Regions from separate parts of the Mus musculus genome. Here all the other regions are linked to region 2. The links are chromatin loops, found by intact Hi-C in ENCODE. Cell type or tissue: heart. All regions are shown on one strand. Links, peaks and the distances in the headings refer to the core of each region. The heading gives the core; the rest is flanking DNA. Region 1 has its middle 49 kb from the start of Gm39920. Region 2 overlaps Gm39920 (a long non-coding RNA gene). Region 3 has its middle 60 kb from the start of Gm39920.

What was found. Hi-C counts contacts between places; a loop is a spot of excess contacts. Peaks named below come from ENCODE experiments on the same cell type or tissue, not always from the same donor. Only the 100,000 strongest peaks of a DNase experiment are listed, where the experiment ranks them.
Region 1: it touches region 2 in a loop (2.2-fold over the local background); 3 of 42 quality-filtered maps call a loop at or near these places.
Region 3: a loop joins it to region 2, with 2.4 times the contacts of the local background. A loop is called at or near these places in 2 of 42 quality-filtered maps.

Annotation. Positions count from the first base shown.
Region 1 is chr2:124,837,638-124,847,950 of GRCm38, reverse strand. No RefSeq gene overlaps it. Among named protein-coding and RNA genes, the nearest start is that of Gm39920, 49 kb to the right of the region's middle. In heart, for the core only: no CTCF peak of the experiment used is centred there; no DNase peak of the experiment used is centred there.
Region 2 is chr2:124,770,339-124,780,651 of GRCm38, reverse strand. It overlaps Gm39920 (a long non-coding RNA gene), which reads left to right. Exons shown (of 3, transcript XR_003953898.1): 2 at 1,612-1,761. Among named protein-coding and RNA genes, the nearest start is that of Gm39920, 18 kb to the left of the region's middle. In heart, for the core only: no CTCF peak of the experiment used is centred there; DNase peaks (open chromatin) are centred at 4,701 and 8,361; H3K27ac peaks cover 401 bases.
Region 3 is chr2:124,848,839-124,859,151 of GRCm38, reverse strand. No RefSeq gene overlaps it. Among named protein-coding and RNA genes, the nearest start is that of Gm39920, 60 kb to the right of the region's middle. In heart, for the core only: no CTCF peak of the experiment used is centred there; no DNase peak of the experiment used is centred there; H3K27ac peaks cover 496 bases.

The sequences.
Region 1 (10,313 bases), core at 569-8,568, 67 kb before region 2:
ACACCTAAGTTCAAATTCATGCTGACTTATGTCAATACAGCAGGGAGTTCTAGAGAGAGTTCTAGTCACTAGATAGCTGGGACAAAATGGCTAGGACTGTCTAGCTTTTTTTGACTTCTCAGGTGCAGTACCCCAAGGCTGGGTGTGACCCTCCCTGTTGAGGGAGATTTCCACAGCCACAGAGGGCCTGGCAGCATAAAGTTGAGATCCTGTCCTAATTCTAGACAAACCTTTCCCTGATTCTCATGTACCTATCACACTTCACTGTTTTTTTCAGTCCAAAGCAATTATGAACTTTGAACTCAAAGGGAGAAAATATATTCTCAAAAATTAGGTGTAAACTATTGCATAAGTCACAGTATGAGAGGCACTCAATTTAGTGTGCCTGAACACAGCTTGTTTCCTCAGCCTGTCTGTCCACTCTCACTGTGAAAGGTACCATCCCTCCTTCAGTCTGATGACGGAGTGAGGACTGTGCAAGTGCTGCCCTAGATATCTCTACTGTCCCCATCATCTTCAGTTCCTTCTTCTTTGTCCTCCATTAGTCTTCACACCCTGGCAGAGATCTGTTGGTGATTTCCATTACTCAAGCCTGTCTACAGGATCTGTGGTTTGGCATTGGTGGATAGATAGGCCAAGTTGATAACTTAGTTTCATCATATTGAATTACAAAGGGTGATTGGGTGAACTTTCTAATGCAGATGATGAAGATGGCCAAGGGCCTTGACCTTCTCAAGAACAGCCCTGTGCCTCCCTCACTTCATAATTAGACTCCAATTCTAAATGAGTTAAACAAGCCTGTGCCTGGAGATCTTGAGTTAGGTCTCTGAGAAACTAGGTAGGGCACTACTTTGCATGGCTCTTAGAGGGCTGGCCACATCATTCTTTTCCAACCTTCAAAGATCCCGTTTTCAAGACATAATCAAAGCAAACCACAAATACAAACAGAAAAAGTCTGTACTAATGACAATAACTGAATTCATGTTAATTACTCCGGTGGATATTCCATCACTTAAAAAAGTAAGTTGAACAAATGTAATTTAAGGAAAAAGGAGAAAAAATTAATAAAAGTATGGTTGGCATGCATTGAAAGCAGGTAAATATAGAGGCTCAACATTGACACTGAGATCATTTGGTTCATAGTCAAAGTTGAAGCAAAAGTCAGCTTTAAGAAACTCCCCACAGTCTACAGCCATTTTGATTGAGCACTATGCTTATTGGTATTTTAATTGCAGTGTAATGAATGAGTGTCTGTCTTGTTAATTGATTGATCAAAGCTAGGTAGGCTCAATGAGAACAGAATGAACATTCATGACATTGGTATGTGCTTCTGTGTTCTGTCTCCAAACACAGTTACTGGAGAAAACAACCTTATAGACAGAGCTGGATGGAAATAGGAAGCTCTATTGGAGCAATGCCCCTGAGCTTTAGAATATTAACTTTTATCCAAAGTAAAGAGATAATGTATTTTCAAAACTTGTCTTCAGATGATTCGGCTGCCAGTTTCAGAAACATGACCCCAAAGTTATAATTAAATTTAAGCTTTCTGTTGGTGGTCGGAATGAATCCTGGTTTTTATATGATTGAAGGTTACAGTAACAAATTAACCTTAAGCTGTCACCTGTCATAACACACTGCTGTGACAAAGAATGTTCATCACATGCCGCTCACCAACTGAGTTTAAAAACCTCCACGTTCGTCTCTGTCCTGCTGAAACAGGCAGGACAGAGACAAACGCTCACAGTTGCATTGTAGGGCAAGTCAATTGCTATGAATGTTTTCATCTTTGGCTATACAGTAGCAAAAAAATATAAAGGGTCAGAAGAGATGTAGACTGAGAGCCAAGAAAAGCCAGCTGAAGATTCTGGGAAGCATCAAAGACTTCTACCCTCCAAAACTGAGGGCAGAAGGAAAAATAAGCCAATAGAGTCTGTTAAGAGACAGAATGGCCTCATGCCTTGCAAGTTAGTCAGAATGCCTGTAGCCGAGGGTCTCGTCAATGGAATTGCCTTCCTGCACCAACATATTTGAACATATCTCTGTTCTGTACAGCAAAAGGTTCTCTAGCCAAGATCTTAGATGACATTAATGCACCATGCTTAAGAAAACAAACTGGAGCAAATTCCTAATCCCCTTTTAGCCCAAACTGGTTATTCAACTTCTGCTACAAGTAATCCAGACAGATACTGCCTCCCAATACTGATTGCTTGGAAATTAATTCATGTTATTATTATTATTATTATTAATCTAAACATTGCTGCAAGGTTGTGATGTTCTTACAAAAAGCAGCCATAAAGTGTCAGGTAAGAAGAGAGGGCAGGCTAACTGTCATCTTTTTTTTTTTTTTAAAGATAATTTCTTTATTTACATTTCAAATGCTATCCCTTTTCCTAGTTTCCTCTCCAAAAATCCTCTATCCCCTCTCCCTTCCCCCTGCTCCCTAACCCACCCAGTCACCCACTCCCACTTCCTGGCCCTGGCATTCCCCTATACTGGGGCAATAGAATCTTTGCAAGACCAAGAGCCTCTCCTCCCATCGATGGGCGACTAGGCCATCCTCTGTTGCATATGCAGCTAGAGCCATGAGTCCCTCCATGTGTTTTCTTTGATTGGTAGTTTAGTCCCAGGGAGCTCTGGGGGTACGGATTAGTTCATATTGTTGTTCCTCCTATGGGGCTGCAAGCCCTTTCAGCTCCTTGGGTACTTTCTCTAGCTCCTTCATTGGGGACCCTGTGCTCCTTTCAATGGATGACTGTGAGCATCCACTTCTGTATTTGCCAGGCACTGGCAGAGCCCCATAGGAGACAGCTATATCACTGACTGTCATCTTAAAGTATGTTACAAAGCTTGTTGTGCAAGTTGTCTGTAGACCAAGTAGGAAAGGAATAGCCCTGCCACCAGGTCAGGGCAGGTTGGGTATCACTGATGACCAAGCACTACAAATTGTTGCAGCAAAGATGAGGAACATGAGTTCTGTGATTGATGGTACTTTTCTCAGGGAAAGCTGAGATAACTGTGCCCACCTTCATTTTGGCCATAGAAACTGGGCATTTGTCGCCACTCTACCTACTTTTAAGTTAGTTCTGTAGATTTTGTTTTTGTCATTTGTTTTCTAGCAGAACTCTGATTACTTTCCTCCCGTGGATGTTTGGCATTTGAATGAGCATTAGAGATGATGCTCTGATAGTCTGGGTTTGCACGGATTGTGCTTGGAGATTTAAAACAGAGATTTCATTTTGCCTTCCTAATGATTAGATGCTTATTAACCATATTAACTAATACATGCATAAATTCTTAGCCACAGATCTTTCCATTGTGAATGACTTAGTCACCTCTTGAGAGATGCTAGAGTCCTCCAGTAGGATGCCTCATTACTCTTCTGGAATATTACAATAATTCTAAGCTACTATCCCAGAACCAAGAGAAATTAAAGCACATACATAATGGTAGTGTGGAGGACTCATGAATCACAGGCTACGTTTTCATGCCTCTCCTAAAATCTTAGCATGGGTGAAGAGGGTGTCATGGATAATTCAAAGCTCTTCCTTCTTGCAGTAATGGATCATGTCTGTAAATCTTTATTTTTAAGTGGGGAAATGAAAACAGAAACCATTAGCAGCATAATTGTGGACCTCAGCAAATGACAATCTAGCTGGATTTAAATAACAGATTTCAATTTATAGCTTGGGTTTGTCCCCATGTGAATTCATTAGACATCTGACAAAGAAAAACAAACAAACATACAAACAAAATAACAAGCAAGTAAGCAACAACCAAACCAAACCAACCAACCAAATAAAAAAAAACCTCAAATCTTTTACTTAGCAAGCAAAACCTAGTATTGTGTTTCTGACCTTATTGACTGATGGCTGTCCACCTAGGCTGATAATGAGTCATTAAAATGTGTGTGTGAGTGTGTGTGTGTGCATGTTTCTTCATACTATCATTTTTTTGAACCCCAAGTGTTTGCTGCTGGTTCTGAGGGTGGAGGATAAACTGATGATAATGCAGAATCTATCTAACTTTTCCGAAAGTTATTGTTCATGACCCTAGGTCCAGCTCTTTGAGGCAAGACTCAGGCACAAGCAGTCTTTAAGCACATCCCACTTTCTGAGAAGCAGTCTGCTAAAATGGGGGCTGCAAAAGCCCTCACGATTGGTTCTTTACCACCCCGGTTGCTGCCAGCAGGAGCGTTATGAAGTGTCAGTTCTCGAAGCTCTCTGGAGGGCGCTGTCAATTTTCATCTTTGTCAACGTGAAGTTGGCGGCTATGCTCAGCATTCTCTTTCTTTGGTGGAGGGGGTGCCATCTTTACACAAGCCCATCATGCTACGTGTAGGCAAACTCTGTTAGCAATTTGGGGAATTAAACTAAAAACATTTACCTTGTGCCTCAGATGCTCTCACGCAGGGCTCTGCCCGCCCCCTCCCCACTTACGCCTAGTGTTGCGGCTTGCAGATGATGACACAGTACTCAAGAAAGAGGAGTTCTGCTCAAGATGCTCAAAGAATCCTCAAAGGCATTTTTTTTCCAGACTGCATTATGCAAATTATTACCTGGATACACTGATTGTTCTCTTGTTCAACAGAGCCTTGAGACATCAGACAGCCCTGGACAGATTCAGAATATTGACAAGACTTCTGTTATCCATCTACTCATTAACAAGGATTTTTGGAGTTCCTATTATACACCAGAAACACACAAAAAAAATCACTGCCCATAATCTCCTCATCAGGTCGTATAGCCTGCACCTGGAGCGATGTATAGATTGGATTTTTCTGAGGTACAATTGGTCTCCTGTACAGTAGTAGAATCCTGCTACTGCCAGGTCTCTGGGCACAGGGACACTTAGAATAGGTAAGGGCCTATTCCTTACCCATGGCTGTTTTTCCTCTTCCCTGGGATGACACTTGTGCTCCTGACTGAGTCAGCTGCGGGGCTCTCACTTTGCACAGAGAGCCTTGTTGTCTAACTGTGTTTGTACAAGGCTCTGCTGCTTTGGGGTGGCCTAGCTTAGAAGCTATCATTTTGTGAATGATACTTCTTTGGATATTTTAAAAAGGCACTCATTATTGTCCTTTACCAATTTCCTAAAGATTTATTCTTTTTACTCTTATTCTCTCTCTCTCTCTCTCTCTCTCTCTCTCTCTCACACACACACACACACAGGGTTTCTTGTATCTACAGAAAAATTCAGAACCATAAATGAGGGAAATCATGACATTTGTATCTTTGAGACTGGCTTATTCACTAAACATCATTCTCTCCAGTTGCATCCATTTACATATAAACAAAACAGCTTTGTTCTTTATGTTTGAAGAATCCTGTATGTATACACACCACATTTCCTTATCTATCCCTCTGCTGTTGGACACTGGATCCTAGATCAGGTATGTTACAGTAGCTTCACTGCCATAAACAAAGGTGTGACATATTGCTGTGATGTGGCAATTAGAGTTCTTGGAATAAATACCCAGGAGTTTTGCCCAATCTTTATGGTTCAAGAAGAGGCTTCCATAACCCCATCATATCTCTGCCATTAATTGTGTCCTAGTAGGTGATTGTCTTGCTACTTGGAGAACGATTGTGAATTTTACTAAAATACAATTTAGTCAAATATCAAGAAACACTTTGTACCAATGGACCAGGCTAGTGAACACTTACTTGTGGTGTTATATCTGACTGTCTGGGGCAGAGGGTGTATCTTTGTGGTAAAGTTTGTGATTCTCATGCTCAACACAAAAGAAAGTTTTTCTTATTTTTATGTAAGCAATTAATAGTGAACACTGCTATAAGGTGATACTTTATATAGACACCTTCTTGGTTGCACAATATTCCAGTGGTTAATTTAGTCATGATCTCCATTTAGAAAGACAGTGAATAAGTCACAGAGCAATGGCATTTCTCTAGGTCACAGCTAGCAGGCAATATGGCTGAAATTCAAGCCAAGCCTCCCTGATACCACCTTTGTCACCTTCATCCCACATTGCATCTCTGAAGTTGGGGGATGCTTTCAGGTTCATATAGTGACCAGTAGAAAACTGTTTATATAAAATGTCTTAGTCAGGGTTTCTATTCCTGCACAAAACATTATGACCAAGAAGCAAGTTGGGGAGAAAAGGGTTTATTCAGCTTACACTTTCCACATTGCTTTTCATCACCAAAGGAAGTCAGGACTGAAACTCACACAGGGTAGGAACCTGGAGGCAGGAGCTGACGCAAAAGCCATGGAGGGATGCTGCTTACTGGATTGCTTCCCCTGGCTTGCTCAGCTTGCATTCTTATAGAACCCAAGATTACTAGCTCAGAGATGGCATCACCCACAATGGGCTAGGCCCTCCCACCCTTGGTCACTAATTGAAAAAATGCCTTACAGCTGGATCTCGTGGAGGCATTTCCTCAAGGAAGGCTACTTTCTCTGTCATAACTTCAGCTTGTGTCAAGTTGACACACAAAAACCAGCCAGTACATAAAATAACACTCTAAACATTGAAATTATGCTAGTTGGTTAATTCATAGTTACACCCCATCAATGTATGCCTGGCCACACATGTGCATGCATGTACACAAACACACACACACATGCACACACACCACCACCACCACCACCACCACTACCACCACCACCTCCACACTTTCATGTTGGTATAACTTTGAGCAAGAATATTGGGGTGAAAATATAGCATGATAAAGCATGCTATATCATAAACACATAATGCTTTGCTTCATTTCTGATATCAGTGAGAGTTCATCCCATCAGCATTATAAGTTAAACTCATTCCTACACTGCTGCTAGAGTTGAAGTTCCTCACTGCAGAAAGGTCTGGGATACTGCACAGTGAATGCCACCTCCATCACCAGGGCCTTTGCTTGTAGAGTTTGCCTAAAATGTTTGTGCTGCCAATTTTTTTCTTATCAGTTTGCCACAGGAAACTGAGAGGAGGGAACCCCAATTGAGAAGATGCCTCCAAAAAACTGGGTTATATGCAAGCTGCAGAGCACATTCCTAATTAGTGATTGATTTGGGAAATCTCATCAGATTGTGGGTGGGACCATCCCTTGGCTGGTGGTCCTCAGTTCTACAAGAAATCAGGCTGAGCAAGCCATGATGAGCAGGTCAGTAAGCAGCACTCCTCTGTGAACATCTTCATTAGCTACTGGTTTCAGGTCCCTGCCTCTTTGAGTTCCTATATTGATGTCTTAGTTAGGGTTTCCATTGCTATGAAGAGACACCATGACCAAGGCAATACTTATAAAAGCAAACATTTAATTGGGGCTGGTCTACAGTTTCAGAGGATTAGTCCATTATCATCATAGCAGGAAGCAGGGCAACATCCTGGCAGGCATGGCACTGGTAAAGGAGCTGGGAGTTTTGCATCTTGCAGGAGACTGACTTCCAGGCAGCTAGGAGGAGTGTCTCAAAACCTACTCCCACAGTGACATACTTCCTCCAACAGGGCCACACTTACTCTAACAAGGCCACACCTCCTAACAGTGCCATTCCCTGGGCCAAGCATATTCAAACCACCACATTCCACTCCTTGACCCTCACAGGCTTGTTCAAACATATGAGTCTATGGTAGTCATACATAGGCTTAGAATAATGCAAAAATACATTTAGTCCAACTTCAAATGTCCCCATCGTCTATAACAGTCTTAACAATGTTAAAAGTCCACAGTTCAAAGTCTCTTCTGAGACTCATGCAATCACTTGACTGTAATCCCCTATAAAATCAAAATAAAAAAGCAGATCACATACCTCAGATATCACAGGATATGCATTACCATTCCAAAATGTCATAGTGAGGAAATACTGGAACAAGCTGGACAAACTGCAAACAATGGCTCTCCATGCGATTCAGCTTTATTGATGGCAACACAAGTCTCTCTCTCAGGCTAGTTCCACTCCCTGATAGCAACTTTCCTAGGTAGGTATCCCACAGCTCTGTCATCTCTAACATCTTGGGTTATTTAAGGCAATGTCTGGGATCCATACATGATATTCTGGACTCCTCCAAAGTGCTTGGGTCACATCTCCAGCTCTGTTCTCTGTAGCACTCTAGGTTCTGGTTGACTCCACCCCACTGCTGCTGCTGTTCTTGGTGGTCATCCCACAGTACTGGCATCTACAATACACTGGGGTCTTCCACTGCAACAGGCTTCACCAATAGCCTCTCATAGACTCCTTTCATGATGCCAAGCCTCAACTTCTTTGCATGATTCATTCAGTCTTGGACCATCAACTGCAAATGAATTGCACCTTCACCAATGGCGTTACCTGGTTTCTCACAAGTGCCAAACCTCAGCTTCATACCTTCAAAACCAATACCACCTCGGTGACTCTTACACATTACCAAGTTTGGCTTCTATCTCTGGAACATAGCTTCTTTGTGTTCTCAGAAAACACTTCCCAGAAAATTTCACCTCAGTGATGCTGACCTCTTCTTAATCACCACGAATCACTTAGTTCCAGATGACCAGCATTAATTGTTCCAGTAACCCTTTCTATTCTTGACTCTAAAGCCAGAGCAACATGTCTGAACCTGCCAAGCTCTTCTGTTTGCTGGGGCTGGAACATGGTCCCCTTGTTCTATTATATCCTTCACTTCATGAGCTTGGCTGACCTGAAGCTTGCTCTGTAGACCAGATTGACCTTGAACTCAGAGGTCTGCATTCCTCTATCTCCTGAGTTTGGGGATTAAACACATGTACCACCAGGCCTGGATGTAAGCATTTCTTTTCTTGCAATTTGCTCTATACTACGATATATTTGCCTCTGTCTCCTGGGATTAAACACATGTGTACCATGCCTGGGCCTAGGTTTTTCATAGCTATGAAGGCTTGAGGCTATGCCTCCAGTCCAGATCAAAAGCCTCTGTCTTCCAGCCACAAGATATGGATCACTGGTGTGCCCCCTCCCCATTTCTGGATTTAGTTTATTCCAGATTATACATCCAAATGAAAACAGTAACTAGATAATAATGCCTAACATGTTATGGCTATTCCTTATTCAACTACAAACTCATAAACAATAAGTTTAGCTGGGTGGGATCTTGTCCCAAGGTCACCACTCCCTTCATTCCATTTAATATCCTTGAACATGGGGTTTCACTCCATTTGCTTCCTGGTGACCCTTTATTACTTGAATCAGACATTTTGTATTTTTCCTTTATAAGCTTGTTATATCTAATCAAAACACTTTATGAGAGTAACCAAAAGAAAAAGTCTCTGCTGTTCTTTTCTGAGACTTCCTTTGTCAACAAAATTCATCTGATTCTCTTTTCCTTAGACTTAGCCTCGAGTAGACTCTTCAGACAACGGCAAAAAGCAACTACATTCTTCACCAAAATACCACAAAACAGTCTCTAGTACACATACGGACATTCTTCTCTCCTGAAATCTCTTGAGCCAAACCTCCACAGTTTAAATCACCCTCAGCACCAATGTCTTTTATATTCCTATTAGGATGGCCTATTACATCCCACTTAAAGCATCCCACGGCTTTCCAAATCCAAAGTTCCAAATTCACATTCCTCCCAACAAAAACATGATCAGGCCTATCACAGCAATACTCCTGTCCTTGGTACCAACTTCTGTATTAGGGTTTCCATTGCTGAGAAGAGACACCATGACCAAGGCAACTTTTATAAGAGACAATTGGAGCTATCTTACAGGTTCAGAGATTTAGTCCATTATCATCATGGCACCATCCAGGCAGATATGGTGCTGGAGAAGGAGCCAACAATTCTACATCTTGATCTAAAGGCAGCAAGAAGACTGATTCTTCCCTACTGGACAGAGCTTCAAAGCCCATCCCTATAGTGACACACTTCCCCCAACAAGGCCAAACCTCTTACCAGTACCACTTCTTATGGGCCAAGCATATTCAAATCACAACTGGCTTCCAGTAATGATAGACTGTGATGTGGAAGTATAAGAAAAATAAATCATTTTTGCCTCAAGTTGCTTTTGGTCATGGTGTTTTATCACAGCAATAGTAACCCAAGCTAAGATGGTCTTGTGTGAAATTTTCCTCGATAAAATAGAGGCTAAAACTTTGTCTCATAATAATTTTAGGATTTAATTTTTGCAAATTAAAGTCCTGTGAAATGGACTATTTTAATGAAATGCTGGGAGAGCTCCCCTTAAAATCAGATTATATTTTAAACTATTACCTCTAGGCACTACCTAGAAATAACACTAATTTGAAGTAGCTTTTATTAACAAGAAATAGCATATCTAATAAAGGTCATGAAATTCCACTCAAGTACATGAAGAAAATCTCTTCTCTCCCTCCCCCTCCCCCTCCCTCTC
Region 2 (10,313 bases), core at 700-8,699:
AACCAGGGAGGGCATGGTCATACTCAAATCAAAAAGAAACCATCATCTAACAGTGCAGATATCCCAGTGTCCAATGTCTGGGACTCTTTCATAAACTTCTGGATTCCCAAGGGTTTGGGCAGTTCTACTTCTATGACTCTGCTATCAATAGAATGCATAGGTCATCTTGTGGGATTGGCTGGTTCCACTTAACAGTTAGTTGTGTCCTTTGTTTTCACCTCACAGTCTTAGCATCCAGTATTTTGGAGTCTTTACTGAGGCAGAGGCTACAACTTCACCAATAGCCTCCTGGCCTCTATCCAGGGACTCCCACCCTGCCAAAAGCCTCAGCTTCTCCCCAGGAGCCTATCAATTCTTCATTCTTTACTTCAACTGAAGCTGCACCTTCAGCAACATCTCCTAACCTTGAACAGTACCAACTTTCCGCTGCTCTCCAGGACCCTGTCATGCCTACAAAAACCAGTACCACAGTGGAGAGACTCAAACATTAGCACAAAGTACAGCTTCACACCCCACCCTCACCCTCCACCAGACCATAGCTTATGTGTGCTGATCCTGAGAAAACACTTCCCAGATTTCATCTCAACGATGTTGGTCTCTTAATTGGGTGATTTCTCAGCCCCAGGTAACTAGTATCAATTGTCCCAATAAAGCAACGGTTTTCTTCAATGGTGCTGGACGCACAGCTGAATTGTCAACCCTAGTTGGCCAGACCCACAGATTCTGAATTCAAAATTTCCTAGGAATTGTTAGGTCCAAAGGAATCTCAGGACAAATGGTCAATTTTGGTAACTCTTAGCATCCCAACAACCCATGCTGGTGGTGGCTCAATCAGTACCTGTGGTCCTTCCTAGCTCTTCTCACCCCACCTCCTACTTCTCCAGCTCATAGACTTCCTTTCCCAGCTCCTTACTCCCATAGAGCCCTGCCAGTTCAACCTCGTGCTGTCATTCCCTCCTCTTTCTTGGTCTCCTTGTCAGCATTCTCTTCATCTCTTCCCTCACTTATGGCTGTCCATCATCTCTCTTCTCACGGCCAGGTTCTGATCATATTTAGTCCACTCCTTTCTTTCCCTGCTCTAGAGTTTTCCAGATGCCCAGGGGTGTTCTTTCCCTCACATCCATAATAAAGCCTTCTCCTCAACCATACCTGGGAGTGGTCATGTCCTCCTTTTATAAATCTGGTGTGGAAACCCCAGTTTTTGATGGATTTTTAACCTTCTCTGTGAAACTCCATAGGCCAGGCTTCTATTGCCAGCATGGCTCTTGGAATTATCTTGCACGTTTCTACAGAACAGCTCATTAAGCATTTCCTGCCCCAAGTTCCAAGTGTTTCCATGACCCTCCCGTGAAACACGGTCAGATTCCTCACAGCAATACTCCACTCTTCTGATACTTAGTTTGCTTTATGTTGCTGTGATAAAACACTAATAAGAGCAACTTGGCCAGAAGGGGTTTATTTTATTTTACACTTTATAGTCCTTTGTTGAGACCAGTCAAGGCAGGAGCTCAATCTAGGTGGATGCCTGGAGACTGGAACTGAAATAGTGACTACAGAGGAAAAGTAGAACGTTGCTTACTAACGTGTTCTCTTTGGCTTCTTTGGCTACAGTTCTTATACAGGTCAAAGGTGCCTGCTTTGGACAACTGACAATGGCCTAGCCCGCCTCATGTCAATCAGTAATCAAGAGAATGCCCCACAGACATGCCAACAGACCAACCTGATAGATCTGACTCCTCAGCAGAGGTTCTGTTCTCCAAGGTAACTCAAACTTATGATTCAAGTTAATAAGACTAACCGGCACAATACCTGTAGTATATTATCCCTCTAATGGCTTCAGCTGTATTAGTAATTATAAATTCAGTTTTCAAGCTGATTAGTGTACCTCTCCCAGATTGTTTTGTTTTGTTTTGTTTTTAAATCAGTTTCTTTAAATGCCTCCCTAGTTCCTGTGTAATACAGAGGATAACATTTTATTTTAGGGTAAACTTTTATTTGGTAATTCTGTTTATCAGGGACATCTAAGCTCAGCATAGCCAAACACTATTATACTTCACCAAGTCTCTTCCCAGTTTGAGTACTATCACATCATATAAACTGCCTACAGAGAAAACTACAGAGAAATGCCTTATGGAAAATAAGAACAGATTTCTGTGTATGCGGCTTGATATCATCTCTACTCCTTAAATTAAAAAAAATGTAGCTTCTGAAAACAAATTGTCAAGGATGGATAACTGATGATAGAATATTCAAATCATTTTAGTAAAACCATTACAAGAAAACGGGGAACAATATTTTGAGTGATTTGGCACAACAAACAAACTGCACTGATAAGTTTCTAAATTGCTACTATCTTTTTTTTTAAAAAACAATTTCGCAGTGTAAATCATTTGTCAATCAAGTACTCAATATACTGTGGTATGCTCCAACATGGATTGGCCAGATATGATAATTAGGTGAGCATTGGATCATTACATGAAAATTCAAACAGGACTTCTGCTGAGTGCATGGTTATCTGTGGCCATCCGGGTCTCTGTATGATATAATTATTACTCCCCCTAAAGCACGTAGGCACTAAGAAACTCCTGTTCCACTTCCTGTTATGACGTGGGTTTAGATATTTGAAGAAGAATTCCGAAGACTCATTCTTCAACTTCTAATGAGTGCTTTGCTAATTGAGAAGTTCCTACTTTATAAGTTCAGGATGGGTAGAAGCACTTTTTTCAGGATTCTTATTCAGACAATAACAGGCAGCCTTCAAGGAAGAAAAACAAAACAAAACAAAACATTCACCACTGGAAAAACAAGAGATTCAGAGCAAATATTTAACAGTCAAAAGGGGTTGTGATCTCTGGCTTCTGGAATATTTTTATGTCAAACAGATGGAAAAATACAACTAGAGGAGTATATTTTCCAGGATTTCCTCTTTGGCCTCTGAAATGCCAGTTTTCAGTGACACGGACTCATCTGGATGCAAAGCCATATGTTTAGTAGCCTCATCATTTTGCATCTAGATGTTCCCCACACTGGGAGTGGCCTCAGTGAACACAAAGGAAGACAGTCATTGCTTAAAGCAGGGTGACCATTGGGACCCCCTCTCCACCATTTGTGGTTTGCTTGAGACCAGTGCAATCTGCTGTCAGACACTGAACACAGCCTGCGCTAACTGTGCTTCGGAGCCCTGGGATCATGCAGGCTCTCATGCATTTGATGGCACTCATTTATCTTCCCAAACTGAGTTTGACTAATCATATCCTTCTCCCTTTCCTCCTTGTGACTTTCATTCCTGCTTCCTTTAAGACAGAGCAGAAACAGAATTATACTTTCAACCTTTCCATACAACTAACGTCAGAGAAATAACAGACTCACAGTTGCAGATTACCCAAAAAAAAAATAATCATCCAATTATATACTGAAACTGGGATGAATAATTATGTCACTAAAACCAATTGGCACAAAAAAAAAGCCAGACCCATGAAACCAGGACATTTGGCAGGATGTGAGACTTTGACTGGCAGCAGAATTGCATGGCCCTTTCTGTCTGTCACCTGCTAACACAACTGGACACAGAGACAGTGGTTAATAGAGCCAGAAATATGAATATGAAAGTTGGGGCCAGAGCTCCTTAGGGCCAACTTAATCAGTAGGGCTGAATGCATCTGTGTCTGGGAGAGGAAACACTCGCCCTCCCCATGCAAACCTTGACATGTATACACTAACTTAGCAGCTCCCTGGGCTTTCCTAACATAATTCTTTCCTCTCACAAACAACTTAGAATGGAAAGGAAACACTTTAGCCATTTGACTACATCAGTCTTTGAATACTGTTTTCCAGACATTCAGGAGGAAAGGCTCGATTCACAGCCCTGCATCTTTGCAATGCAGCAGTGAGTCCTCATACTATTGCACCGTACCCCTGATTCCTGAGCTGCCTGAGGCAGATCCTTCTGGATTGTTGAGAGAGACTGAGTTGATCCAGAGTGATGTGTTCTGTTGGCACCAGCTTTGAAAGTCCCAGTTCAAAGACTACACTTGCTATTCGAGTTATGAGTTTGTAAATGTGAACCTACTCAAGAGAACATGAGTTGGTGTGATGTCATCAAAGGACGACAAGTCCAGCTCCCATTGGCTGCTGGGAGCCTGGACAGGGTATATAATAGGCTATGTGCATCTTACAATCATATGTATGTCTGTATTTCTACTTGGAGGAAGTTTGGTGTTTGGAAGGTTAATTAACTATGGCTACTTAGAATAAGATTCCATTCATTATTGCTATGGTGAAGTAATTTTATTAGTGAAAAGGTACAGAGTAGCCATGTTACTTGACCTCTGACATTTCCATCCCCCAACTATGAATCTATTTGTACAACAGGACCAGGGCTTTGTACAGAGCTAAGGCATAAAAGTAGATTTTTTTGAAGACCCAATATCTACGGTAAATTTCTAATAACCCAAAACCAGTTTGGCTGTCGTGCCTGAAAACAACATGAGGTCTTTTTCCAAGTGGGTTTATTACTTTTCCCCTAAGGGACAGAGTGGCACTGGCAATGAATGCCTGTGTCTGTTAGTCCAAAGGAAAAGTGGAAGCAGGATGGCCCTGTTGTGCCATGCCCTTCCATGCCAGATGAAATGCTTCTGCACACTGGCCAGAGAGCCAGCTGTAGGGCAGGAGGACGGGATGAGCAGCCAGGGTCAGCCAAGCTGCCAACTGGACATGAGGAAACTCGCCTTGCCTTGCCATGTGGCAGTCTGATGACCAGGAAGTGTGGCTGGTGCAGAGCCCGAACAGGAAGGGCTTTGAAATTTTGATCTTCATGTTATGTAACAGATTCCTGGCAGCATTCATAAAGCATCAAAGTAAAGAATCAGATCTCTCTCTTCTGAAAGACAAGGGATCTCTATGAATGAATTATAGTTAAAAAAAAAAAACAAAACAAAACCCTGTGAACAACCAGCTTGAACGCCTCGAAGAGCTGCTTGTCAGCTTCCTTTCTGTCTCATTACCACTGGCCTCTGAGTGAAACCACTCTGTAAGTACCAACTCGCCTGCATCAGAGATTTAGAGAACAAAGGTGGCATAAGAGAGCCGACTAAGCCATCTTCTGATTCATATGCAGCTAGAGAGACGAGCTCAAGGGGGGGTACTGGTTAGTTCATAATGTTGTTCCACCTATAGGATTGCAGCTCCCTTTAGCTCCTTGGGTACTTTCTCTAGCTCCTCCATTGGGGGCCCTGCGATCCATCCAATAGCTGACTGTGAGCATCCACTTCTGTGTTTACTAGGCCCGGGCATAGTCTCACAAGAGACAGCTATATCTGGGTCCTTTCAGCAGAATCTTGCTAGTGTATGCAATGGTGTCAGCGTTTGGAAACTGATTATGGGATGGATCCCCATTGGTCGTGCAAACTTTATATGCCTCAGTACAGGGGAACGACAGGGCCAAGAAGTGGGAGTGGGTGGGTGGGGGAGTGGGTGGGGGAGCGTGTGGAGGACTTTTGGGATAGCACTGGAAATGTAAATGAAATAAATACCCAATAAAATAAATTAAAAAAAACAAAAAAAATGTCAAAAAAAAAGAGAGAGAGAGGCGGCTCATCCTTTTTCTGAGGTGTATCCCATACTGACTTGCCATAGAGGGGCTACGGTTAATCTTTTCTTCACTTCTGCGCTGAACTCTGATGGGATAGATGTGGTAGGTAGCTGCAGTTCTCTGCAGGGCAATGTTTAAGAGGCGGTATTAGAGCGAGCTGAACCTCAGCTGCATTGACTGTGCGTGGCCTGCGTACAGGAGGGTTGTCCCTGCAGGGATGCCCGGGGGTGAAGGTCGGTTAAGATACCCACCTCTTAAGCTTCTCAAGCCCTTTCAGTGCCTGGGGCAAAGAGGGATGGACGGGTGAGGGAAATAGTGTCTTCTGCCATTCTATACGTATTTTTAAAACAAGGCAGTAAATATTACTTTTGAGTAGTTTGAAGTTTGCTGAAGAATGAGAAGTTCCTAAAGGTTTGTCTCACATTTCTCCTCCACACCCTGCTCCCATCCTCCTCTTTACCCCTCGTATGAGTGTGGTGTATCTCTTAGAAGCTGACAGACTGATGGTCATTAACTGGCATTCTTAGTCTACAGGAGTTCTCACTCTTTGTGATGCACATTCAACTGGTTTTGACAAATGTTGTATATTTTGACATGTGCCCTGACAAGTGTTTGACACTCTACCATCACTCAGAAAAAAATGTCATTGTCCTAAAAGTACCCCTGGCTTGCGCCACCTGTCCATCCCTCTTCTTCAGTAGCCCCCAGCTAGGACTGGTCTTTCTTTTCTCCATCTCTCTAGCACGACCACTCTTGGAATGTCAAACAGCTAGAACCAGTGGATAGGCAGTACGTGTCGAAAAGGGCTCTAGTAAGCCATCCCAAACACTTCCTGGAAATGCATGACCAGTGAGGGACTTTCTCGGGTAGGCATTCACGCCAAAGCACCCACTCAACTTGAATGTAATGCCATGCTGCTAGCTCTGCCTGGTCATGTAGGCTCCAGAAGTATTTGAGCACATTTACCTGTGTAGCTATTGTCACAAGCCTTGTCAATTTCATGAGCAAAGCACATCTGACAGCTTTTAAAATTGATTTAGTTGGTAATTATTGAGGTGGATGTTTTTATTTCTTCTGTGAGTTATCAATTCAAATATTTTATTTCTCGTAAAGTGTGCTCCTATTTTGATGAAATAGTAAATAATGATGCTGGTCGCCCACCAGAGTGCTAGACTTCTACGATAAACCTTAGGTGATTTGGGTGTGGTGTCTGCTGGGTTTTTCTGTTATGACAATTAATTGGTTTATTTGTTTACATTTTTGTTTTCCACACCATGTTCTGAAATTCTCACAGTGAGGATTAGCCACGCATTTCTCTGTATTTGCATTCATTGCTTTGTTTTGAATTTTGCAATTAAATCTTTAATTATCCTAGAAATTCCCTGTAAAAAGTAAACAATGTGAATGCTTTGGCTGCATTTAAAAAATCATGATAGCTGCTCAGAGAGCCATTTCTCCTGTCCAAAAACAAACCAGGCCAAGTCCTGCTCAGTTTCCAAGAACAGAGGATGTTGGGAGGCCATCAGGACAGTATAGATCCTGAGCGATACTTTTCTCTGTCATCTTGATGTTTGTGCTGAATTTGAAGGTCTCTTGTTGATAACAGAGATCAAGAGAAAAGGAGGTAGAAAGAGAGGGAGGGAGTCAGAAGGAAATTTTCCTTTGTTTTAAAAGTTAAGTAGAAAACTCACTTGACTTTCTCCATCATCAGCAGGTTGAACTAGACATTCTGTGGGGCTTCAATTCAGCTCAGCCTTAGGAGACGGAGAATACAGAGGACGAACCACACTTCTCTGCTCCTCCCGCACGGTCTCTCAGTGCACCCCAAACAGTTAGAAGTCAAAGTTATGACGAAGCTCAGAGAATACTGGAAGCAGCAAGGATCTTGAAGAACTTTGATCTCAAATCACTTTGTTGATAGGAACATCAAGTCCCAGAGTTTGACGGACCCACCCAGAGTCCCAGTGCTGGCTAGCTGCAGAGTCCCAGTGCTGGCTAGCTGCAGAGTCACCCTTGGGCCAGGTGCTCTGGCCTCAGTGTGGCTTCTCCTCCCTCCCATTTCCCCTGCCATCTTCCCTTCCTTTTCTTCTGCTCAAAATTCCTTTCACTGCAACTACGGATTCCCGTCCCCTGGATACAATGCTGTGTGACAGCGAAAGCCCTGGATGAAGGTGGCTTTCAACCAGAAATGCAGTGGCTTGAATTTCTCTCAGGAAATCGACCACTTAAGGCTGCCATGTGTTTTTTGTCCCCTTTGGGCACTAAAATACTGTCCCCCAGGGGGACTAGAGATCTTTTTACTTTTCTTAGGAGAAGATGATTACAGCCAAAGCAATAAAAAATCCTTCCTTTTTTGCCTAAAAGCAGTGAAATGATTACCTATATCTTTAATTTAAATTCCCACTGACAGCTGAGATACCGCTGTAGCTGGAGGGGATGAGACAACCGCATCTATTGTCAGCGCAGAGGCAGAAGGAAATTTTATTGACTAGGGAGGATAATTCGCATTAGGGAAGTCAGCCAGGTCTGCTCTGACCTATTGGAATATAGTGCAGGGTCAAAGGGCAGAGGATCTGAGCTGGAAAGCGTCCTTAGCTTAAATGCCAGTTGTGTCCCTTTGTGCATTCTGCTGTAACACTTACTTGGTCATCTGTACCTCTGGGACTGGCAGGAGAGTTGCTCTCATCTGCTCTTTGCTTCTCCGTGGTGTTGAGAAAGATTGCTGCGAACGCCCTTGGGGCTACTGCTTGAGAAAAGAACAGCAACTGATTGCTACATCGTCAGTCCCAGAAATTCCATCTGCATGCTTTCAGAGCCTTGGTACATCGGGCCACTCCTAAGGGGGATGGTTTACCGTGTTTGCCTTTAAAAAGGAACCCTCAGAAACCACTCCAGGGAATGTCCAACAAGCAAGTCTGCTCTCATGCCCCTCCTCCTTCCTGGCTAAGTGTCTCTGAGAAGGCCCTCTCTAGGGACCTTGTTTCTGGTAATATAAAGTCCCTGTAATGCATGAGACTTCTTGTTTATTTTTTTTTCCTTTCTTTCCATGCATAGGGGGACAGGGACTTGCTCTGAGGTCACTGTAAGTTTGTCCAGTGTCCTGGGAACTGGCTTCAGGCTGCCTTCCCTGTTCGGGTATCAGCCTCTGTGTTAATACTTTATGTGCATTTCTCATTAAGTAGTAGTTAATGCCACTATTCCTATTTGACAAGAGAAGAGACATGACCCAATGTCTTAGTTACTTCTATTGGTATGATAAGACACCATGAGCAAAACAATTTGTAAAAGAAAGCATTTAATTTGGGGCTTCCGTTTTCAAAGGGTTAGAATCCATGACCATCCTTGATGACCATGGTAGCAGACATGGAATAAGAACAGTAACTGAGAGCTTGTGTTCTGAGACACAGCCATAAGGCAGAGAGAGAACCTACTCAAAATGACACAAGGTTTTTGGAACCTTAAATCCTACCTTCAGTGACACATCTTTTCCAACAAAGCCATACCACCTAGTCCTTCCCAGACAATTCTATCAACTGTGGACCAGGTATTCAAATCCATGAACCTATGGGAGTCATTCTCATTTAAACAACCAGACCAAATAAAGTTATAATAAATATTTTCCAAGAAAAATGCAGCCACTGAGGGAGAAGCAGTGATCTGGACCCAGACTCATGAAAATAGCACCTGTTATTTTCTCTGGGGCTTTTTGTCTCCCCCTGCCTTGGGGCTCTTGGTTTCCTGCCCAGAGCCATTGTTGATAGACATTTCATTTCTTACAGACAGTCCATTTCCTACTTAGTGGCAGTGTTGGTTGGGGACAGTTTGTGCCTTTCTTGCCTTCCTGAAAAGTTACATATCTCTCCATTCTAGGATTTGTCAAAGCTACTAACTGATCACCTTGAGGTACAATTTCTGCTGTGGGGGGTCTCTGTGAGGTTGGGCTAAAGCTATACCAACTTGGACCATGTCTTAGTCAGGGTTTCTATTCCTGGACAAAACATCATGACCAAGAACCAAGTTGGGGAGGAAAGGGTTTATTCAGCTTATACTTTCTACATTGCTGTTGATCATCAAAGGATGCAGGACTGGAACTCAGGCAGGTCAGGAAGCAGGAGCTGATGCAGAGGCTATGGAGGGATGTTACTGGCTTGCTTCCCCTGGCTTGCTCAGCCTGCTCTCTTATAGAACCAAGACTACCAGTCCAGAGATGGTCCCACCCACAAGGGGCCTCTCCCCCTTGATCACTAATTGAGAAAATGCCCCACAACGGGATCTCATGGAGACATTTCCCCAACTGAAGCTCCTTATTCTGTAATAACTCCAGCTTGTGTCAACAGAAAACTAGCCAGTACAGACCACATGCTTGCTAAACTTTAATTTCTTCTCCTGCTTTAGTTTCCTAACCACCCATCACACTACTACTACTACTACTACTACTACTACTACTACTACTACTACTACTACCACCACTACTACTATTACTACTCCTGTTCTTTTAAAACCCTCTTCTAAATCTCCTGTAGTGGATTAAACCTTAGGCACCTCCAGAAGTCTTCTCTATGCCTTTTTACATTCTTTTCATACTGACTCTTGCTTTTTCTATGTAACATCACCATGGGCCCACATGGCTCCAGTCATGTTACTCCAAAACAACTTCTTTCTCTACTGGAACTTTAAGAGTTCTTTAAGATCTGTGTGGTCGTCTTGGCCAGTTTGAGCCATG
Region 3 (10,313 bases), core at 1,698-9,697, 78 kb before region 2:
TATGAGTGCACACACACCCTTGAGAGCACTTGTGCAGATAAATAGCAGGCATCCTGGGCATCAGGTGGAGCATCCGTCTTTCCCCAGGAATTCTGTGATCACCCTTCACATCTGTGGGTACTAAACACAGCAGCTCAGTCTCTTTCTTAGACGCCCTAAGGTATAAGTCACATCTTAGGCTCTATTTTCCTGGTTACAAGTATCCAGAGATTGCTATGGAGGAGGCTACAGTTATGCCAGAAAGCTTGACCAAAGCAGTGGCTTCTTTGCAATGCCCCAAGGCTTGAAACGAGGGTGCCCTCCAATGGTTATATCAGTTTCCCCTTGGCATAGGTCCATGTGTCTCTGACTAACATGCTTACAGCACTGACTAAGCTGGGAATGCGCACTGAAACATTCTTATTTTACATAATCAAAAGGGCAGAGGTACTTCCTTCTCCTTTTATGCCCCACCCTTCCCTTTCCTGTCCTTCCTTCCTGGGATATCCCTATCCCTTCCTTTTCTGAACAATTCAGAAAACCTTGGGAGAGGGCAGCCTGCCAGAGGAGGCGGGAGGTGAGGGATGTGTGAGTCAGCCACAGGATGTGGGGTGCCTCCTGGGATGTTGAGCAGACAAGGAAACATTTTAAGATAATGGGAGTCAGGCTTCTCATTGTCAGGGAAGGGAAGTACAAATGTGAAAAGAGAGAAAATTAGGTAGGTAGATACATAGCTGGGTAGATAGAGGATAGATCTCATTAGACAGATCCCCCAGGGTGACTGGTGTTAGTCATGCATTCTGGTCCCAACAATCAGATCTCTTGGAAGAGACACAGGTGGGCACATGCCTTTGGGACTTGAGATTTTGGAAAGACTCCGACACTTGGAGGCAGGACTAACAGAGATATGACCTTGCGTCTATTTCTGCTTCCCTGTGCCTTCAATCAACCTCTGCCCCATGTAGACCGTGGCTCACACAGGCTCCCCACTCTAGGGTTTGATTTCTTTCTTTGTGACAAGGACTGAGCTATAGGTCATACAGCCTCAAGACAAAGAACAGACTGCACCCCAAAGTCACCAAGGATGGGGCACTTCAGCTCCAAGAGTTGTCCCTACCACAGGCCACATGGGGGATCTGCCTCTCTGACCTCAGTGTTTCTATACATTCCAGTTATCTATCTGTCTATCTATCTGTCTATCTATCTGTCTGTCTATCTATCTATCTATCTATCTATCTATCTATCTATCTATCTATCTATCTACTGTCTGTCTGTCTGTCTGTCTGTCTGTCTATCTATCTACTATCTGTCTGTCTGTCTGTCTGTCTGTCTATCTATCTATCTATCTACTATCTGTCTGTCTGTCTGTCTATCTATCTGTCTGTCTGTCTGTCTTCTTTCTATCTATCTATCTACTATCTATCTATCTATCTATCTATCCGTCTGTTTATCTATCTATCTATCTGTCTGTCTGTCTATCTATCTACTATCTATCTGTCTGTCTGTCTGTCTGTCTGTCTGTCTGTCTGTCTATCTGTCTATCTGTCTATCTGTCTATCTGTCTGTCTGTCTGTCTGTCTATCTATCTATCTATCTACTATCTATCTATCTGTCTATCTGTCTATCTGTCTATCTGTCTATCTGTCTATCTGTCTGTCTGTCTGTCTGTCTGTCTGTCTGTATCTATCTATCTATCTATCTATCTATCTATCTATCTATCTATCTACTATCTATCTATCTATCTATCTATCTATCTACTATCTATCTATCTATCTATCTACTATCTATCTATCTATCTATCTATCTACTATCTATCTATCTACTATCTATCTATCTATCTATCTACCTACCTACCTACCTACCTATCTACCTATCTATCATCTATCTATCTACTATCTATCTATCTATCTATCTATCTATCTATCTATCTACCTACCTATCTACCTATCATCTATCTATCTACTATCTATCTATCTATCTATCTATCTATCTACCTATCTATCATCTATCTATCATTTATCTATTGATATAATATATCCTATACATAGACAGTCTGGGAGCAATAATAGCCCAATAGCAAGAAGGATATTCATCCCTTGATAACTATATGTTGCTATTATTCAAAATAAACCAGTGAGAAATCCCAGAGATGAGGCAAAATAAAACACAGATAATTCTGAAGCAATCACTTGTATTAGAAAGTAAAGATATATCCAATAAACAAGGTATATGATTGGGAACAAGCCAAAAAGACACAAATTAATCTGAGGGGCTCCCACTGACTGATTCTTGGACAATATATCAAAACAGTTATAATAACAAACTAGGAGCCACAGACTAAAACAGATGACCACGCTGAGATCAATACACAAATGAATAAGTTAATGGAAAATTTATCAAATTTCAAAATATCTCCCTAAAAATACTTATGTAAAGCAAATAAAGACAACTATGGCAGAGAAGGTGGTAGTCACCAGGCTAACCAGCTGGTGGATGTGAGCATCTTCACAATAGAACAAAATCATGAACTGCCTTGCGGAATACCGGGGCACCACAGTGTGCTTGTGTGGTCTTCCTGCCCAAAAAACACAGTCAGAATACAATTGTGGCAAATTACAAGATGACAACAGAGAGAGGACTCACTTCTTAACATGGCCAAGTTATGAGCAGGGCAACAGCCTGCTGCTAGGTGGGATTTGTTTGTTTAGACTGTGTTATTTTGCTACACAACATTGCTGTGACACAATGTGAGTCGTCAGTGAGAAGGAGATGGTAGTCACATGCCAGTGTTGTTTTTCCTTCTGGATGCTATGCTGGGCTGCATGGGGGGAAGGCTCTGGCACCCAGAGGAATGAATGTAGTTTTGTCCTCACTCTTCAGTGGTTCAGAAAAATGCCCTATTTGTATTTTTTGCTGTTTTGTCAGCGTTCGTGTCAGGTTCACACTCTAAACAAATCCCAGCTGTGTGTTGTGCTCTAAGCTAAGCTCCTGAAACAAAGGTGCTGAGACAAGCATGGGGTAGAGAAGCCATGAGGAGTTTCTTCATCCTCTGGGTAGTAGCAGAGACATGGTTAGAAGTCAGTAGGCCTCCTGTTCTGTGGGGATCATGAGTGGGCACTAGGAATGGGCGTGGAACATAGGAATGGGAAATGGGGGCAGGGCTTAGCTTGTGAGAGGTGTTGAGTCAGACAGGATTCTGACTGTGTGTGTGTTCACTATTCGTAATGTTATCAGATAAAACTGAGAGCACCTCCACCCTGACACCCTGGGCTGCTCTAGGAGCATGCAGGGTGATCCTAGAGTCTTGCTAGATGTCATATAATCCTGGTGCTTTCCATTTGACAAGGATGGCGTAGACCACTCTCACTTGGCTCATCCTTTCTCTGCTTGTGAACTATGGATGCTATGGAGTGTTCACCCTGTTCTAGGTTTTGCCTCACCCTGTTTTTCTCAACTCACGGTTGTGGGTCTCTAGGATGAGAGAAGGGGGAATATAGTAAACCCAGTTTGAGTGCTAGACTGCAGTAAGTTTCCATTTCTTTATGGATACCTTCCATGCAGTAAGTTTTCATTTCACCCCTGTGATATAGGCTCCCTCCCTTTATATGTAGAGTCTCTCTCACTCTTACTACATTACAAAGAGCAGAGACTGCTTAGGTGGCCTCTGTTACCTTAGACTACAACAACTGAGTTATTTCCATGCAAATAGACTGAGACCGAGACTCATGCTGCTATAGAAAGGATACATAGACAAAAGGGAAAGTATAGACTCAGGTACCCCAATACCAAGTTCTTAACACAAAGGGGATTTTATCTGCCCCAGAGGGACAGAGAGCAGGGTTAAGGGACAAAGATAGGAAATAGAGGAAGAGAGAAAAGGGGCAGGGCGTAAGGGAGAGGGAAGAGGGGTATTTGTCCCAGAGTACAAAGGTTTGCTTCTGGATAGACAGGTGACAGATGTGGTACATAGTCAAATGGCTACTTATAAAGGTAAAAAGGGAAACCCCATGTTAGGATGAGGTATTTAATTTTAACTGGGCGTGTTAACTAGATGGGCCAAAGGAGGCTTTTGATTTCTTGACTTCCATACTTTGATAGCTGGACATTGGTAGTCAGCCTCAAGAGAAGGAAGTAGCCAAAAGGGAAAGGACCTTGGGGCTAGCTTCAGGCATGTAATCTAATGATTTTTAGTAAGGCAGAGGTTATGGGAGGGAAGGGCAAGGTTGCCAGAGTCATGCTGGCCACACTTGACTGACCAGAGTCCCTTCAATAGACTTCTTTAGACCAATAGAAAGAGAGAGAAGGAGAAAGGATTCCTGTCAGAAACATCCTAAGCCTAAATAAACCCTTTAGAGTCTGCTCTGCCCAACAAGGAGAATCTTTCAACCTGAGAACTCTGGAAACTTGCCAAGAAACTCCATTTCATCTGGAGAGGAGCCGCTTTCCTGTCTTTAATTTGTCTTACCTGCTAGTGGGTACCAAGCCTGCTTTCTCCCCACAGGACTTGGCTCTTGCATCTACCCTAGTGTACTGTAGTCACAACTCTGATTACCCAGCACTGAGCAAAGACTGGCCTTTCAGGGGTTGTCTTTCTGACTGGAATTGCATCTTCCTTCTGAGGGACAGGAGAAAGCAGCCCATTAATGGTGATCTATGGAATTATACAGCCCAGTGCCATCATTCCCAAGTGAGGAGATGGGCCAGAGGACTGCAAAGGCTGTGCTATAGGCTAGTGATGACAGAGGCAGCTTAAAGATGAAGCCCAAGCTCACTTTGTCCTGCGGTGTGCCCACTCCAGACAGTGTAAGCATGGAGACGGTAGTGGCAGAACAGAAAAGAAAAAGTGGAAGATTTAGGAAGACATAAGACAAGGAATTGGAGCCCCAAGTGCCCCATTTTATTTGGAACAGAAAAAACAAAAACAAAACAAAACAAAACAAAACAAACAAAAAAAATCCAGTTACGAAAGACGGGAAATGTATTTTAAGTACATTGTTTGGACATGGACTGAAATCAGTTTTTCTCAGCAGCTCTGAGTTGAGTCAAATCATTTTCACGATGGAGGCTGCCCCATGCATTGAATGTGTCCACCAGCTTTGCTGGCTTCTAGCTACTGCAGGTACTGAACCTCAAAAACTACCAAATGCCTCCAATTGTGAAACAGTTTCCTTGAAGACTGGAATATTCCACCCTGTAGATAAACTCCTTAAGCAGGAAAGTCAACATCTCAAAGTAGCTTCAGAAAGTTCCTGAAACTGATCAGAATCACTAGGTCCCTCCCTGGCAGAATAAGCAACAAAAGCCAAGAGTCTCCTCTCAGAGAGGAAGCTGAGCTGCAAAGAAGATTCTCAGACCAGACTAGATGCCTGGAAAAAGCAGAAACCAACCAAGCTACTGGAAGAGGTTTAGACCAACTGAGGCATGTAGAAAGGACACCTTCTCAAATGTTGCTGCCTGCAGGCTGTGCAGTGTGCTCCATATCTCCACTTTGTGAGTTGTCACCCATGCTGCAGTGGGCTTTAGTAACGCTGTCTTTGAGCAATTTCTGCTCTTGTAAGTAACTCCAGTAAGTAACCCCAATAAAACTCATTGGTTCACCAAGTTGGACTTCAGTGGCATCTGTACTTTGGTCTAATGACGTGACTGAAAGCAAGTGCATAACACTGGACAACATGAGTGCTGTCATTAGAGTCTGGCAGGCAGTGCAGCTTCAGGCCCGGTCTCAGCCTTTGGAGAAAGACTGCTGTTTGAATGATCCATCCACTTACCAACTCCATAGTTTCCCTTGGGCTCTCTAGGGCTGTACAATATTATCTATAAAACACTGCTAGGAGGGTCTGTCATACATAAATGTTTAATAATTAAAGAGAGGGATGAAGCCCAGTGGCACAGTTCTCGACTAGCGTGCACGAGGTCCAGGGAGAATGAGGAAGCTTTGATGACTATGTGCCAGCATAGGTCACAGCATTCTAGATGGCTCATTACCTATTGTATCTGCTCAATTACAGTTTAGTAACTGATACACAAATTAGACTTGTTGTCACCTTAAAGAGTTTCTTCTAAAAAACAGAACCAGATCAGTCCTGACTAAATGTCACACAAAATGTAAGAGCGTAGGAAAGCAAATTAAGTCAGATGTCTCAGGTTTGCTTCAACCCCCAAAATAGATGAGGGTGTACATGTTTATTTAAAGTGAAGAAAGAAATTGCATCAAACGCTCAGTGCTTCAGAGCCTTTGTTCTTCACCGTCTTGAGGCAGTTTACCAGAAATGTTTACACGGGAATGGTTCCTTAGTGCAACCTGCTCTCTTTTTAGCATCTAGAACACTAGATCTATGCTGTTAGTATTATTTAGAGTCCATGCCACCAAAACTCAGGATGTTTCAGTATCATTAAGGCACGATACAGCCAGTATTAGTCGCAGGATGCTCCATCCTGGGGGACACTGCAATAATGCTGCCAGAGCTCTATGTACCATTGTTCCCAGCCTTTCCGGAAATATTGTGGGACTGAGAAATTCCCCGGTGGCAACCACAGTATGGCTGAGCTCCCATTGCCTGCTACCTTCACACGGTGTGCATGAAGACACTCTAGCTATGGAGCTCTACTTGTCGGCTGTTATTTCCTCTGCCAGAGGGATGTGTTTACTTATTTTCTCAGTCTGTATGATTTCACTGACTTCTGTCCCTCTTGCGACCATCTTTGAGATAATGGTGGTGATAGTGTGTTGCATCTGGGACACTGAATTTCGCAGTGCACCTTCACGTGTGTTCATCGACACCAACAATTTATTGCTTTTGCCTCAGAAACAGCTGTCAGCTCAGTAGAGAATTTTCACTTTTCGCCCTCAAACCCATGTGATCCCTTTGCAGTTTGCTTCTTTTCTCTTTTATACAAACACCAAAATAACCTTATCTGCTTCTCAGTTCACAATGTTCAATCTTAATTAAACCAAGTTCAGGATACAAGCGGAAATGACTAGCGGTGAGGGGCCGATTACTAACACTCATTGGCAAATTCGTTCTAAATTTAGACTGTGCCCTTAGAGGCCTCCAGCTTGAATCACAACCTTATAATTAATATTTCCCGTTCTTCCTCTCTGTGTGAAGTCGTCAGGCCCAGTGGCACTCGCTGCATTTGCAGGATTTATTCTTTACAGATTGAACGCCACTGCTGATGACCTAAAGCCTGGAAGCAAGATGACTGAAAAACACCATCTAAATGATAGCACAGAACTTCAGCTAAATAGCTCGATCCTAAAAAAAAAAATCTTAGGTTAAAAAAAAGTCTGATTTTGAGGTAGAGTATGCACAACTCATTGATTAGAGCATCTGCCAGGCAAGGGTAAGGCCTTAGGTTCAGTACCAAGTAGGGCAATATTATTTTCAAACTAAAATAATATTAGTATACATATGTTAAAACAATTCCTATTAGTAATAAATGAGTATATGAGCACATACCTATGCATAAATGAATAAAGATGGATAAGGGATTTTTATAGGATACAAACACACACACACACACATATATATACATATACTATATATATTGCCCTTATCATTAAAAAAATTTTTTTTCATGCAATACATTTTAATCTCACTTTTCCCCTCCCCTAACTCCTCCTAGTCCTTCCCCACCCAACTCCATGCCTCCCTCTTTCTTTCTTTTTTCTTTCTTTCTTTCTTTCTTTCTTTCTTTCTTTCTTTCTTTCTTTCTTTCTTTCTTTCTTTCTTCCTTCCTTCCTTCCTTCCTTCCTCTCTCTCTCTCTCTCTCTCTCTCTTTCTTTCTTTCTTTCTTTCTTTCTAAAGCAACCAAAAACAGTCTCTCCCTCATTCTTTCTCTCTTTCTCACAGAATCCCTACAAACCCCATGAAACTAGAATCCAAAATATAGAAGCAAATGACCCAAAGACCAATAAAACAAAACAAAAAAGCCAAAACAAAGGAAGATGAAAATAAAGTCTACAAAAATAACATTGAGTTGGTTTTATGTCGACCAATTACTCCTGGGAATGGGGGCTACCCTTAAATGTGGTTAATATACCCAATTAAACTCTACTGAAGAGAAGTATTGTTTCCTTTGTAAGTATGTATGAATTGCAGATAGCTTTTTGGTTAGGGGCATAGGTGTGTGTTCATATATTCCTGCATATAATTTTCCCTCTCTGGATTCCTCTTGGCTTGAACCTGCACAGGCCTTAGGCGTGCTGCCACAGTCTCTGTGAGTTTATATGAGCACCGGTAATGGTGTGTGTGGAAGACACTGATTTCTTGGAGTCACCCATTCCCCCCCCCCCCCAGCTCTTACAGTCTTTCTGGCTTCTCATCTGCATAGAGCCCTGATTCCTGAGGGGAGGGGTTTGAGAAGGCATCCCACTTAGGACCCAGTGCTCCAAAGTCTCTCATTCGCTGCAGTGTTCAGTTGTGGGTCTGTGTTCCCATCTATGCCAGGAAGAGATTCCTTTTTTGATGGATGAGTTTTTAGAGTATCTTGCTTTTTTTATAGATGATCAACATGGCAGACAATACATAGATCTGTATAAGGAAAATGTTATTAAAGTTTGGAAAGTTTCATAGGTTGGTCAGTTAACCTGGTTTAAAGACAGGCAGACACACACGCCACACGAGTTCAATTTTGGAATCCTTGAGGTTCATTGTAAGGCAATGGGAATTCCAAATTGTATTGAATAACAAGCATCAAAGGAATTCAGGGTCAGAGGGAGGAGAAGGACTGGAGGAAAGGATCCAGAAAGTCAGTTAACCATCTAGTCTAAAAATAGGCCATGCCGTGAAGCCCATAGTGAAAAGGGGTTTCAGAGCTGACTTCAGTGAGCTGCTTGAAGGCTCAGACACACCATCTGAAATTGCAAGCTGAACTGCATTAATTGACTTTAACAATGATGTTGCATGATAGTGACTAAGAAGATTTGGGGTTCTGTGGGTTTTTATTTCTTGTAAAAAAAAAATCACATCTTGGATGAAATAACAATAGCTGAAACTGATGACTCTTGAGCTCTCAGAGGTCAAAAGCTGACTCAGTCCATTTACAGTTAAGGGATTCTGGCTCAAGAGCAGGGTATGAAAAACCATAGTTAAACACACTATATACCTGTGCCTCATCCTTGGAGAAGTTTATAGTCATTGGAGGTGAGAGAACCATCTCTTTGCCTGGTATGCCTCCAACCAGCTGTGCACTGCACCCCAGTATACTTCGACTACCTCTCCAGTGCCTTTACTCTCAGGGAATACCACTATGTTTTAGAGATGTTTGAGTATTTCTTTTCCTCCTCCTATGACATCAGACCCTGGTAGTTAAGGGCTTGATTCTTGGTTATTGATTGCCAGGACTGATGATGCTTGCTTCCTGGAACCCTGATTAGGGATGGCAAGGGAGACCTACAGACACATCATGTACTGAATATCTGGGGTCAGGTTAGGGTATGCTCACTCTGATGAAATGGCACCTACTACTGCCAGCATCCCAGAACCTGTGTGTGTGTGTGTGTGTGTGTGTGTGTGTGTGTGTGTGTGTGTGTGTTTGGCACAGCAAGAGTCTCAGTAGGAGGTGTTTGTAGATCAGCCTTAGGCTGTAAATATAAAAGAGGAGGAAGAAGTTGCAGTTGCTAGTTTTTGTACACACTGATCAATCATCCATAAATTCTTAGACTCAACACCCACCCACTCAAAAGCTTCATCATTTCTCTGATCCTGGCCTGGATGGGTAATGGCCACTCTGCCAATTTCCCATAGCTATGAAGCCTTGAATTGTTCACAACCCAAACTCAGGATTTCACTCATTCAGGGGTTCCCATGCTCCCCACACTTGATGTCTCTATGGGCCAGCAACAGGAGTCAGGATGGACATTTTAATGATATTCCAGGGTATTCAAAGGGTCCTTGATATTTGAGTATCAGGAACTGCCTTGTATGCTCCGTCACTTCTGAGTTCTATCTCTTTTATAGAATGTATCATGGCAGAGGCACTGAAGCCCTTCCCTGGCATTTTCATCCACATCGTTACCATCCACATGTAGCTGTCACTCGAATCTCCATGGCCCAATTTGGATGACACAGCAAACACACTTGAGGTCTCCCAAAGGCTTCATGTGGCCTTCAGGATTAAGTCCTGACTTAGCCTGTGCTGGCCTGAATCCCAGCTGCATCCTCAATGCCATCAGCGCTATCATTTCCTGGCTGGGGAGGAGGTGACTCAGTATCCTGGAAACTATGAATCTGACAGTCTAAGAAGTTTCCAGAGGAGACTGCAGAGGGCAGGAGTCCAGGGTGCCCAGAACTTGCCTGTTCTTTTGGACTGTTTTGTTTTCTGCACTGGGA